Linked DNA regions of Homo sapiens: region 1 is linked to region 2. The links are chromatin contacts, found by Hi-C or POLR2A ChIA-PET in ENCODE. All regions are on one chromosome and are shown on one strand. Each heading gives the region's core, a stretch centred on a gene start or an enhancer-like site at or near the end of the contact. The rest is flanking DNA. Distances are from core to core; before and after follow the strand shown. Region 1 overlaps TGFBR3 (transforming growth factor beta receptor 3). Region 2 overlaps TGFBR3 (transforming growth factor beta receptor 3).

Region 1 (6,009 bases), core at 3,486-5,985, 42 kb before region 2:
GCACACAGCTGTTCACTACAGAAAAGCAAGAAGGTGGGTGTTTTTCAGAGAACACCAAATAACCTGGGAGATATGACAGCAGGCCCAGTGGATTTTTGGTTGTACCTGAAGATGCAAATATCACTGGATAGCTTCTCAATATTGTCCTCCCCCTCCCCTTCTTCTCACAAAACTAAACATTTTAGTGTTAGTTTGAAAAACAGAAAAACTATATGCCTAGTGTTGGTCCTCACCAAGCTGGGCTTCATATACACGGTTCATGTTTGTGATTGGTGATTGTGGGAAATTTCCCATAAAGACGCTCCTCAACTTATGATGAGGTTACATCTTGACAAACCCACTGTAAACTGAAAATATCACTAAGTTGAAAATGTGTTTAATACACCTAAAGTACCGAACAACACAGCTTAGTCCAGCCTACTTTAAACATGCTCAGAACACTTACGTTAACCTACAGCTGGAAAAATCATGTAACACAAAGCTTATTTCATAACAAAGTGTTGAATAGCTCACATAATTTATTGAATACTTAGATTGAAAAACAGAATGGTTGTATGGGGACTGTCTATACTGCATTATGAAGGTGACAGATTTTACATTTTTCTCCAATAAGATAATCATGTTGCTGAGTTTGTTTCATTTTTAATCCTGGTATAGGCTCATGTAAAACTAAACTTTCCAGGGTCATCTGCTTTTAATGTTTCAAAATGCAGATCCTGGGGGCTGTGCCCAGGTTGTGGAGGCCATGAGATTAGCCGCTTCAAACCTATTAATGAGCATGCTCAGGCCCACTACATCTGTTTTGAAAAAATATGATCACACTCCGCACTTTTTCTTTAAAATAACTTTGTTTTCTTGTCTATATTTATCAATAGGTATAGTTCTTTTTTATTTTTCTTGAGACAGGGTCTTGCTGTGTTACCCAGGCTGGAGTACAGTGGTACAATCATGGCTCACTGCAGCCTTGGCCTCATGGGCTCAAGTCATACTCCTGCCTCAGCCTCCCCAGTAGCTGGGACTACAGGTGTGCACCACTACACCCAGCTAATATATATATAGTAGTGACAGGGGTCTCACTATGCTGACCAGGCTGGTCTCGAACTCCCAGCAAGCTGCCAAGCTCAGCCTCCCAAAGTGCTAGGATGACAGGCATGAGCCCACGCCCAGCCTAATAGGTATAACTCTAAAGTAAATGACAGCTTCTATGGTAAGAAGACATATTAATACAGCCATCATTTTAAGTCTATAGCAGGCATCCCAAAAAGCTAATCAAGTTCCATCTTTTCCAAACACAAAAGAGCAAAGACTTTAGGCCTTGCTGTCATTGCTGCTCTGAGCAACATGCCAGTCAGACACTTCTTATAAGACAACCCTCACTGCCCTACTCTTACCCCCTCAAAAAGAGAAAAGCCTTTAACAAGAGCCCTCTTGTAAAGAAAAACAACAAATTTTCTGTGGAGAGGCATGATGACTGAAAAGAGTTGCATTTTGCTTTCCTGTTTTAGTTTACTGTTACTTTCCTATTGAGCTCTTCAGTTAAGCAAGAGTCTATGATTCCGCATTTAACTCAGTGGAGTGTGACCCTGGGCAAGACACTCTGCTCTCCGGGTCTCGGTTTCATCAGCAAAGGGCAGGGTTGGTCTCAACAATCTCTGAGATCTCTTCCTAGAAGATTCTTTGGCGCTCTCTATTGTCACAGAAAGCACTCAGAAAATAATAGAAATGTGAAAATATTACCTATAAGCAGCAAACAGAAAGACAGTGGTAACAGCTCATCCAAGCCTCTGCCAGATAAAGGGCTGTCATTGTACATACTGTCCTATTTGCTCCTCTACCCAGGAGGGAAGCCAGGTATGATTATAACAGTATATGAGGAAATACAGGCTCTAAGGGGTCCAGAGACTGGCTTAAAGTCCCATTGGTGGCAGCAGAGCTTCCTTCTCAGTCCCAGGCTCTTTCCATGTTATCTTACCTTGGGGGTAAAGGGCGACTTGAGGTTTAGGGTTATATCCCATCATGTCATCCCCTGAGGCTTAGAACTCTCTTTACGATTAATTTTCCCAGATTAACACACATGAAGCTGGGCTGTTCCAGGCCAGGTCAGAGAGAAGTAACAGCCAAAGCCACAGCAAAGATCCCTGGTAACTGCTAGGTCTCCCCTCCAAGACCTCTAACCCTTAAACGTTACCCTTCTGCCCACAGGAAGCAGCTGGTCCCACAGCCACACATGAAGCTCCTCATGGCTCTCTACCACTGTCCACTAAGCCCCAACCCTGATGGTGAATGCCTACAAGGCTAAGGCATCACCGCCGCAAAAGCAAACCTAGGAATATAGTCTAAATCACTGTATATGTGCTCCCCAATGATTATGATCATATCTGCTCTATTTTCGTATGCAAACAAAATTCTCTTGGGTGTTATCAGAGAAAAGGATGCCCAGGGGACTATAATGATGCAAGGAATTCAGATCAATTGTAATCTATTTGGAAATGGTGGTTTTTCCTCCTACCTCCATACCTAAGACTTAAAATCTGTGAGTTAAATGAGAAAATTCCATACATACATTATTAATAACACTGCTTGATTCTTAGCCTTTTAGACATTGATATATGACTGCGAAAGGACTGGAAATCAGTTTACTCTGTGTGAGATAGCCACAGAATAAATGCACATATGAAATTATACATAATTATGGCAGATCACAGAAACAAAACTATGGCAGAAGATACCTTTCATATACAAGACCAACCTAGTGGGTATCATAGTTAACCTTGCAGATCTCCCCTATCAAATGCATTCCACCAAGGTCAAATGGTTCTGCTTTTTGTTATGGCAATAGAACATTCAATCTGGAGAGTGACAGGAGGCAAATATGATGAACTGATATGAAACTGAGAAAAGCTAAAATATTTGTTAGTTTCCCCTAGAAGTCTCCCTGAGACAAGTCAACCTTATATTTCACACAGAAAAGGTTAAAAAACAATGACAATGCCAGTCCCAGCAGGACCTGGAAAAATTAATTCTCACAATGAACTTGTCCTTTCGGCTTGCTGTGTTTTTGGCCTGCAAACTATCTGAAAAGCAAAGATAAAGCCAGAAATCTCCCTCCATGGAAAAGCGTCTTGATTTATCACTCGTAAGGTACTACTAAGTAGCACGCATGGAAAAAAGAAACTCATGCTGTCAGGATTTATTATCTAAGACTCCATAAAACTCACAGTTCCCTGCTAATAGTGACTTTAATATTTCAGTTGGGCAGTTCCAAAACAAAAAACCTCAACCTGCAAGACCTTGGGATTAAACTTTTCTGCCTCACCTAAAAATGCCAAAATAACCATCCGAATGGATGAAGGCCCACAAACCTTAGGCAACTTCTGGGGGTGCTTCTCCATCTTCGTACACAGCGTCAGCTCACACTGTAGAAAGAGCAGTGAGGTGTTGAAGACAGGCTTGAAGACAAAGCTGAATCGCTTCTTATCCATGTCAGCTTGCGGGATAGGAAAGTGCACTCTCTTGGGACTGTAGAATTTCACAGATTCATCTTTAGGACAAATATTCTCAATAATGGTGTAATGAGACATCCTATCAGGGTTCGAATATGGAGAGATAAAGCACGTTTGGATGGCAAATCCCAGTTCTTGTTCAGCCTTAGTAACAGATACCTATGAAAGAACAGAAAGATGAATTAGGAAATGAGTTAGCATCTCACTTTCACTTTAGGCACAAGGACCATATGCCAAGACAGCCCTTCAGATGACACGCTGCTTTATCTTCATAACATAGTTATAGCCTTCTTTCTAATTACAAAAGTAACACACACACATTGAAAGAAAAAGATATTTTCCACTTCAATTTGATATAGATGATGACAGTGAATTATTTCTTTCAAATATTAGTCCATTAGATTCAAATACAAGATGAGTAAGTCTCTTCCACCTCCCAATGAGTCCTCTGAGAGCTAAAAATAAAAACATATTTTGCATTTAAAGTGGATTTTCCGAAGTAAATAAAACACCAGTAGGCAAAGTCCCTAATGTTTTAATAGTACAACACTTATAAGCTAAGCTCTTTTTAAAGACTGACCAAAAAATAGAGTTCAGCGGCAAAATCTATTTAACCTAGGCAGGAAGACTGAGCTTCTAAATTGCAAAAAGTCAGAGTAAGCCTGATGAGAGTCCTGCTTCATCGGCGAGAAGGCAGAGCTGGCTCCGGCGCTGGGTGTCAGTGACGGTGCAACCTGGAGGCCATCATGGGCCTGGTAAAGTGTCCCAGCTGCTCACAGATCCAAATCAGCCTTGCCAAGTACTCCCCCTTCGCTCCATAAGCCCAGGGGTAGTTTAGGGGAAATCTAATCTGGAAACGTTTCCGACTCATTTATACTTCCCCCTTTGAAAACACTTGTATGGGCTACGTCCAAATTTTGTTAAGGTTCTTTTCCTTAGAAACAGGAAGTAATGTTTAGCCAAGTGTAAACAGAATTCAAACCTCAACTATCCTGAACTTAGCTAAAATCCCCAGACCAGAGGAGATTCTCCATTTGGTGACACGTGGATCACTGCATGAACTGCCCCTCCCTGCTATGCCTCATTCTTTGACTAAATTTAGGATCAAAATAAACTTAAACACTTGTAGAAACAGCTAGTCCTTACCCATAGACCAACAGCCGCAGAATCATTTCAAAAGACATGGAGATAGAAACAGACTTTCCACGCTGAGATACCCAGGGGAAACCCCTGACATCACATGGGGCTTTGAATCCGCAGCACTGTTGTGAAAGATTCCTACGTGGTGGTTAACTGCAGGACACTCAACAGTGAAAATGCTAATGAAGAGGATTCTGATAATGTCACTGTGGTGACATTCTGTAAATACTAACACTTCAGTATTTTTGCAATACTTCTGAAAAACAAGATATTCTATCTTGGAAAGGTGGCAAATTACATATGTGCTATTACTAAAAACTGCCGTTTAACATGAACTCAGAAACCACATGCCAAAATGTGTAACAGAGGGACTGCAAATCTCTTCTCTAATCTCAAAAGAAAGTATGTAGCGGCAGAATGTCTAAGGTATCCCAAAAAGGGATACCTTTGTAGCAGAGGGAAAAAATATATATTATTTTTTAATATATTTTATGTATATATAGTTTATATATATAAATTATCAGCAAATCTTTTACTAAAAAGGATTTTACTTTTAGACCAGAAGTGAGTAGGAGAAGGACTACGGGCTTTGTAGTGAGACGAGCTCATAAAAATTACATGCTCTCCTGCTCACGTGCTGGGCACCGAGACTCAGTTTACTCACCTACAGAATGAGAACACGAATACCCACAAGATATCATAATTGTGAAAACTAGCAAAGTAAAAGTTACATGCAAACAACACAGTTCCCAGAGTGTCAATAAATGCTACCTATTAGTAATAGTAGTATTCTAGATTTAAAATTTTGGGTTATTAACAACTGGGTTTGTAAATTCCCCAAGACAAATGAACCAAAAGAAAACTGCCATTATGTGACCAACAGTCACCTGGAGATGACCAATGAACAGGTGGCAACACTGTTAACTTGGATTATGAAAGGGACTGTATGGTGTAGAGGGAATAGAGGATAAACTATGAGAAATATAGGTGATATATGAAAAGGTATAAATGGGAAAACAAGAATGGAAAAAAAAAACTACCAATAACACACTTCAAGTAAGCCAGCATTTGAAGGATGGGGGAAAAAACCCAAAATATCCAGGGTAAGGTACAGGAGGAAGATTGACCACTGATTAGCATAAATCAGCAAAGCCAGGCATAGATTTGGAAAAGAACAATCTGCAATTATGCAGCACCCCTGAAATCCACAGCGCAATAGGGTGCTGTTGACCAACTGCCCATGTGAACTGTACAGCCAGAAAAGCAAGAGAAAAACAGCCATCTTGGCTTAGGAAAAGCATGTAGAAGGCAGTATATTTTCCCCAATGGAGAAAGAAGGTGTGCTCAAAGAAAGAGAACTCTCAGA
Region 2 (6,440 bases), core at 3,272-5,771:
GGAAGCTGCCTTGATTGCATTTGGAAGAAGAGAATTCTCATTTTCTCCAATTTCTACTATTCTCATCTTCTCCAATTTTCACTATTATTTAGCGTAATAGTACTTAGCACACTAAACTGCAATTCCCAATTTTTCAATCAGCTCTCCCACACAATGGGAAGCTCCCTGACGACAGGCAATTCACCCCAGTTTTCCCTAGATCCTCCACAGCTAGCACAGTTCACAGTCAGGCACTAAAAACTGTGTGTTGGATGAATGAACAAGCACATACATAAACCATCATACCCGGTATGCTAATTCTGTGTTTTTTTCTAAACATGGGGGTGGGGGAACTGCCAAAGAAGGGAAAGAAGGAAATTAGCAAAGAAAAAAATTATTTCCAGATTTTTAAATGTAACACAATAGAATACAGAATTTTTTTTAAAAAAAGTTCCCTTCTCCACAAGCAAACTTGAATGTCTGAGTTATTCTTAGGGCGTTTTTGGACAGACACTACAACCCTCAGTTACACATCACTTGGCTTCATGAAAAGGTAACAGCTGGACATGCACGGTGGTATGGGCTGTGCGTGTCCCTTCCTAGTGCTGCACTGAGCACACATCTGGGGCTATTTAGCAACTGATTGGAAATTTAGCCTTCTGATTTCCAGTTAAATACTAGGCACAGGAAAACAAATAGCACTTGTTTTTCACTGAGTCTTGTCAGTCATCCAAACTCCAGTGCAGACCAGAGAACTGCCTGTGGTTTGGTGGCAGAGGCCCAAAATATTTGGACCTTTTTTTTTTTAATGCCTCTAGTTTAAGTAAAAGGAATAAACTAGATGTTGGCAGCTCCAGCTTCTTCACCCATCCCTCCCCGCTTCTTGAAAATACAAAACTGGTTTTAAATTTATTAATTTACATTTTTCATTAGGATTAAGTTTTGATTTGTTTTTAATCCAAAGCTAATAGCATAGAGTTTAGTTTCTGTCATTTATTGCAACTGCCCTGCCTTGATATTTACTTGGATTTGCTGAAGAGGCAATGCTCAATTTGCCAGTTTCTGTTCCAAATTAAATTGGGATATAACATCTAGCAGTCGTACTATCAAAGAATCACAGAGTTTAAAAGCTGGGAGGAACTTTAGAGATGAGCTAGTACGATCCCCTCATTTTAGAAATGAGGAAACGAGGTCTGAGTAGTTAAGTGATTTTTTTTCCCGATGATGTATATAACTAGTTAGTGGCAGAGCCAAGACTAGTACTCAGGCCTCCTAACACCCAGGCCAGGGTGTTAACTGGAAACAAAAACCTGAATTACCTCCGAGTAGAGCTGCCCAATAAAGTACAGGACACCCAGTTAAAGTTGAATTTCAGGTAAACAATGAATACTTTTTCAGTATATGTTATGTCCCATATACTACATGGGCACACTAACAAAATGATTTGTTATTTATCTGAAATTCAACTTTAATTGGGCATCCTCTATTTTTATATGCCAGCTCCAGCAATTGTACCTCAAAGACCAAAATCCCCTTCTATGCCCCATCCCCCACTCAAACATACACACATTCACATACATTTGCTCTCTGATTTTAATGATAAATGGCTAGAAAAAAATAGATCACAGCACAGTAATATCGAGAGTGAATGAGGTTGGAAGAAGCTGCTTATTTCTTGAAACTTCTAATCTTAGATACCCTTTTTTCCTTATGAGCATGCAAAGTGACTAAGCCTGACATAAGTAAGCTGGCCAAGGCCTCTGGACTAGGTATTTTAGGTTATTAAAAGCCAGGCACTAGGGTCTCATCTTGAAAACGTCTGCTTGTCCTAGGGCTCCAAGTCTACAGACCTTGCAGGAGAGAATGCTCAAGTTTGGAATACAAATAAAGCAAGATTAAAAAAAAAAAATTAGAGGCCGGGCATAGTGGCTCACACCTGTAATCCCAGTACTTTGGGAGGCCAAGGCAGGTGGACGGCTTCAGCCCAAGAGTTTAAGACCAGCCTGGGCAACAAAGTGAAACCCCATCTTTACAAAAAAAAAAGTCAAAAATTAGCTGGGTGTGGGGGTACATGCCTGTAATCCCAGCTACTCGGGAGGCTGAGGTGAGAGGATGGTTTGAGCCCAGGCAGCAGAGGTTACAGTGAGCCGAGATCATGCCACTGAACTCTAGCTTGGGCTACAGAGCCAGACCCTCTCTCAAAAAAAAAAAGAAAAAAAGAAAAAAAAATCAGGTACATGGAATAAAGTAAAAAGATACATTTAAAAACCTAGTCCCTGCCCAGCACTGTGGCTCGCGCCTATAAACCCAGCACTTTGGGAGGCCAAAGTGGGTGCATCACTTGAGACCAGGAGTTTGAGATTAGCCTGGACAATATGGCAAAACCCTATCTCTACAAAAAATACCAAAAAAAATCAGCTGGTCATGTTGGCATGCACCTGTAGTCCCAGCTACTCGGGAGGCTGAGGCAGGAGGATCGCTTGAGCCCAGAAGGTTGAGGCTACAGTGAGGCATGTTTGCACCACTGCACTCCAGCCTGAGTAAGGGAGTGAGACTCTGTCCTCAAAAAAAAAAAAAAAAAAAAAAAAAAAAGTGCTGCAGCAAGTTTTTACTAGTTTTATGAAATACAGTCCACATACCATAATATTCAGCCTTTTAAACTGTACAATTCAGTGTTTCTGTGTGTATTCACAAGGTGTGGTATATTCACCACTATGTAATTATAGAACATTTTTGTCACCTCCCAAAAGAAATCTCGTATCATTAGTAGTCATTCCCCATTTTCCCCTCCCATCAGCCCCTGGCAATTACTAATCTACTTTCTGTTTCTATAGATTTGCCCATTCTGGACATTTTATATAAATTGGAATCATACAACTTGTGACAATTAGCATCTGGCTTCTTTCACTTAGTATAATGTTTTCAAGACCCATCTATGTTGTGGTATGTATCAGAACTTCAATCCTTTTTATGGCTAATATTCCATTATATGGATATAGCACTGTTTTCATCCACTCATCTGTTGGTAGACATTTGGGTTGTTTCCACTTTTTGGTTACTGTGAATAATGATGCTTTGGACATTTGTGGACAAGTTCTTGGGGACATGTGTTTTGCTCAGTTTTCCACAGAACCATTTTACATTCCCACCAGCAATGTATGCGTGTTCCAATTTCCCTACAGCTTTCACAACCCTTGTTATCGCCTTTTTTATTAAAGCCATCCTAGTGTGAAGTGGCATCTCACTGTGGTTTTCATTAGCATGTCCCTAATGACTCATGATATTGAGCATCTTTTCATGTGTTTTTTGGCCATTTGTGTCTTTTCTCTAGAAACCGTGTATTTAAATTGTAGTATGTCCTTAAAGACAACTTCATACTGTGGCTCTCATTTTAGCAAATTCAGGTTGAAGGTTCAGGCATCATCACCCAGTTAAGTTATCTTACTTTTTTTTTCAGTGTAGAAATGAATGCATAAATAAAAACAGGCTTATGTGATCCTTCTAAGAGATTATTTGCAGTTTCAACATGGCACACTGAGAGGGTAAGATGATTTTTATTTCTGATTGTTCTCTGGGCCACCCATACACCCTGCAAAAGGAAAACTATAAGATTATTACAACTTCATCACGTGTGTGTGTGACTCACACTCAAAGATTCACTACTTGAAACTCAGCCTGAAAGCATCACTCTTCATCCCACTCATATTTCCTAGGTAACCAGAATAACCAGATAAAGGAGCTGCACCTGCAGAGAAAACCAAATCCCACTTTCTCCCTGCCTGACACGTTCCCTTCTTGCCTGTGCTGTGAGGGGGTGAGAAGGACTGAAATGATTTGACAGAAAAAGACAGATGCCTTTATTACTAGTATTAAAGTATGTTTTCAGTCACCCTCAAGGGTGGCTGCGATGTCCTGGGTAACATAAGGCCCTCCTAACTAATTATGAAAGTTTTCCTTTTTTAATTTGGGCAGTCATAACAACACAGACATGTCCATTTAAATAAAAAGGTCACCCTGATAAATGAGTAGATGCTATTACTTGAACTTTTCTCATTGCCCTATTTAAAAAAAAACAGTTAAAAGTTCTGTAACTCTACGTACACAGTAGACAGCTCTGAGACAGAAATGCAAACCATCCAGCAGCATATCAGGAAACAGGCAAGGATACATGCATCGTGGACTGAGAGTCAAGAGACCCATTCGCTTTCCACAGCTCCTTTAGGCTCCCTGGGTAACCTCGGAGAAGACAGTGATGAAAACGGTGAAGCCTGAATTTCCAGAGATCCCGTGGGCCCTCTGAAGTGTTTGATGAACACTTTATATAAAATAATTTAGTTATCTTATCCCCAAACTTTAACTCTTAACTATACAAATGGATAAAGAGAACACACTACTGGATTTCTATTGATCACCAGACCCTCTGTGGCAAAGGCTATCAAGGAGATGAGGAGAAACTAAAATTCATTTCAGGCCACAGAGAGGAAGGGAAAAGCCTGCCCAAGGAGAGTGGCCCAGCTTGTGCAAGGACTTGCATCACTCGTTGTCTGCTGATGTGAGAACGTGAATGAACAACAGATGTTCCATCGTCTCTTCCAGGCCAAGAAGAAATGTGCAGACGGGAAAAAAACCGTTTTCCCTAAAGGAAGCCTGCTGGACAACAAAGCAGAGTTCAGGTGTCCTGGAATTTAAATCCTTGACTTCTCCTGATGCTGCCTCCCACGTGTTGGTAATTTTAGGCTCATTACTTGATCTGCAATCTCCTTACATGGGATTGATCCAAATGGGGCTGACGTTCAATTGTTTACTAAAGCGGCCACCTTCTTTCATTGTTAGTGTCTAAACTGATGACCAAGAAGCAGTTTTTACAGATTTTAAGCAAAATTAAAGCAAATTAATAACTAAGAGTAAGACACTTTCCGTCAAAACCCATGAACTGGCAGACTGAAGAAAGAATCCAGGCAGCGATAAGTACAACTATGACATACGTAGCCCACACTTTCATCTGGACCTATAGCCCAGAGAAACAGAACCCCTTTTGATCTGGGGCCAGCCAAACTAGATATTTCATAAATACAGATGCAAATTCAACACCCGTCCCACATGCTCTTTACTGTGACTAGAAATAAATAAGAGCAGCAACAGCAGGTGATGTCTATAAACATTTTATATGTGATCTCACTTACTCAAGATAACAGCCCTATGATGCAGGGCCTGAGAAAAATCCGGCTTAGAGAAATTAATTTGCCCAAGGTCACTGCTTGGATCTAAACCAGGACATGCACTGCCTTTGCTCATAATGCCTCCATAACCTGCCCACTGTGGTAGCCACTAGCCTCACATAGCTACTAAGCACCTGAAATGTGGCTAAGCAGGACTGAAGAACTGTAATTTAAGTAGCCACGCACAGCTATTTCCTATAGTATTGGACAGTATAGCTCTACAGTATGAGGGCTAAATGTGCATATGACTTTATGATCAGAGCCATTAGTATTACTATCACAAGTAACTTTAATTAGAGGAGACTGACAGTGATTATGAGTACGAAGGCAGACAGTTTAGCATAACAGCTTGTAGAATGGGTCCCATCTAGGTTTGAGTACCAACTCTGCAAGTAACTAGCCATGTGATTTGGCCCACTACTTAACTTCTCTAAATCTTAGTTCTTCATCTATAAGAAAGGATCTACACTATGGTACTGTAGAAGGCTATCGTGAGAATTAAAGTATTAGAGCATTTAGTGACCTGAAATATCCTAAGTGCTAAATAAATGTGCTAGTAATAACAACTAAATAATTACTGATTTTTGATTTTTGGCCTTTTTAATATAGAATAAGAGTTGCAATTCCCAGAAAAGGCTACAATAAAGTTATTGTAATGCCCACCTTGTAAATGTACCTTTTGAGTTTAAATGTTTTCTTTTGAAATTAATTTAAATTTACAGCAAAGTTGCTAGTACAAAGGACTCTACTATACCCTTTTAACTAGATTCATCAGTTTTTAAAACCTTGCCACATTTGCTTTATTCTTCTCTATACAACATGTTTTTTTCCTGAATGATCTGACCTTTTAGCCCTTAATCTTAAAGAGTATTAAGTATGTTTCCTAAGGATATTCTCTTACATAAAAACAACATAATTATCAAATTCAAGGAATATAACATTGATATAATATTTTAATCTATAGGCTCAATTATAATTTATTTATATAAAATACAATCCACTGTCCCCCTAATGTCTTTTATAGCAGCTGCCCCACTCCCTACCCAACAGGATCCAGCTCAGGATCACATGTGTCTTGTCTTTTTGTCTCCTCTAATCTGGAATGGCTCCCCAGCCTTTCTCTGTCTTTCATGACTGATACTTTTGAAGATTATAGGCCAGTTATCTTATAGAATGTCGTTCAATTTGGTTTTGTCAGCGTTTCTTCATGATTAGATTCAGGTTATATGCATTTCTGGCAAA

What was found. A loop is a pair of places that touch in the nucleus more often than their neighbours do. ChIA-PET counts read pairs that join two places held with the same protein, here RNA polymerase II (POLR2A). Pooled maps may share reads with other maps.
Region 1: a loop to region 2 is called in a map of natural killer cell, with 2.9 times the contacts of the local background. The contact joins two enhancer-like sites. A Hi-C loop is called at or near these places in 4 of 168 maps with a recorded cell type or tissue (K562, gastrocnemius medialis, heart left ventricle and 1 more), 15 of 37 single-sample maps with no recorded cell type and 18 of 50 pooled maps. POLR2A ChIA-PET finds 5 or more read pairs at or near these places in 6 of 52 experiments (AG04449, IMR-90, Panc1 and 3 more).

The regions. Positions count from the first base shown.
Region 1 is chr1:91,708,881-91,714,889 of GRCh38, forward strand. TGFBR3 (transforming growth factor beta receptor 3) reads right to left here. Exons shown (of 17, transcript NM_003243.5): 13 at 3,363-3,662. Among named protein-coding and RNA genes, the nearest start is that of TGFBR3, 170 kb to the right of the region's middle. Within about 2 kb of position 4,736, at least 18 of the 41 ENCODE cell types and tissues checked have a DNase peak (open chromatin) inside an H3K27ac peak, as active enhancers do; they include gastrocnemius medialis and natural killer cell, where a contact is called at or near this core.
Region 2 is chr1:91,750,848-91,757,287 of GRCh38, forward strand. The region is part of intron 4 of TGFBR3 (transforming growth factor beta receptor 3); the gene reads right to left. Among named protein-coding and RNA genes, the nearest start is that of TGFBR3, 130 kb to the right of the region's middle. RefSeq lists an enhancer at 2,089-2,589. Within about 2 kb of position 4,522, at least 11 of the 41 ENCODE cell types and tissues checked have a DNase peak (open chromatin) inside an H3K27ac peak, as active enhancers do; they include gastrocnemius medialis and natural killer cell, where a contact is called at or near this core.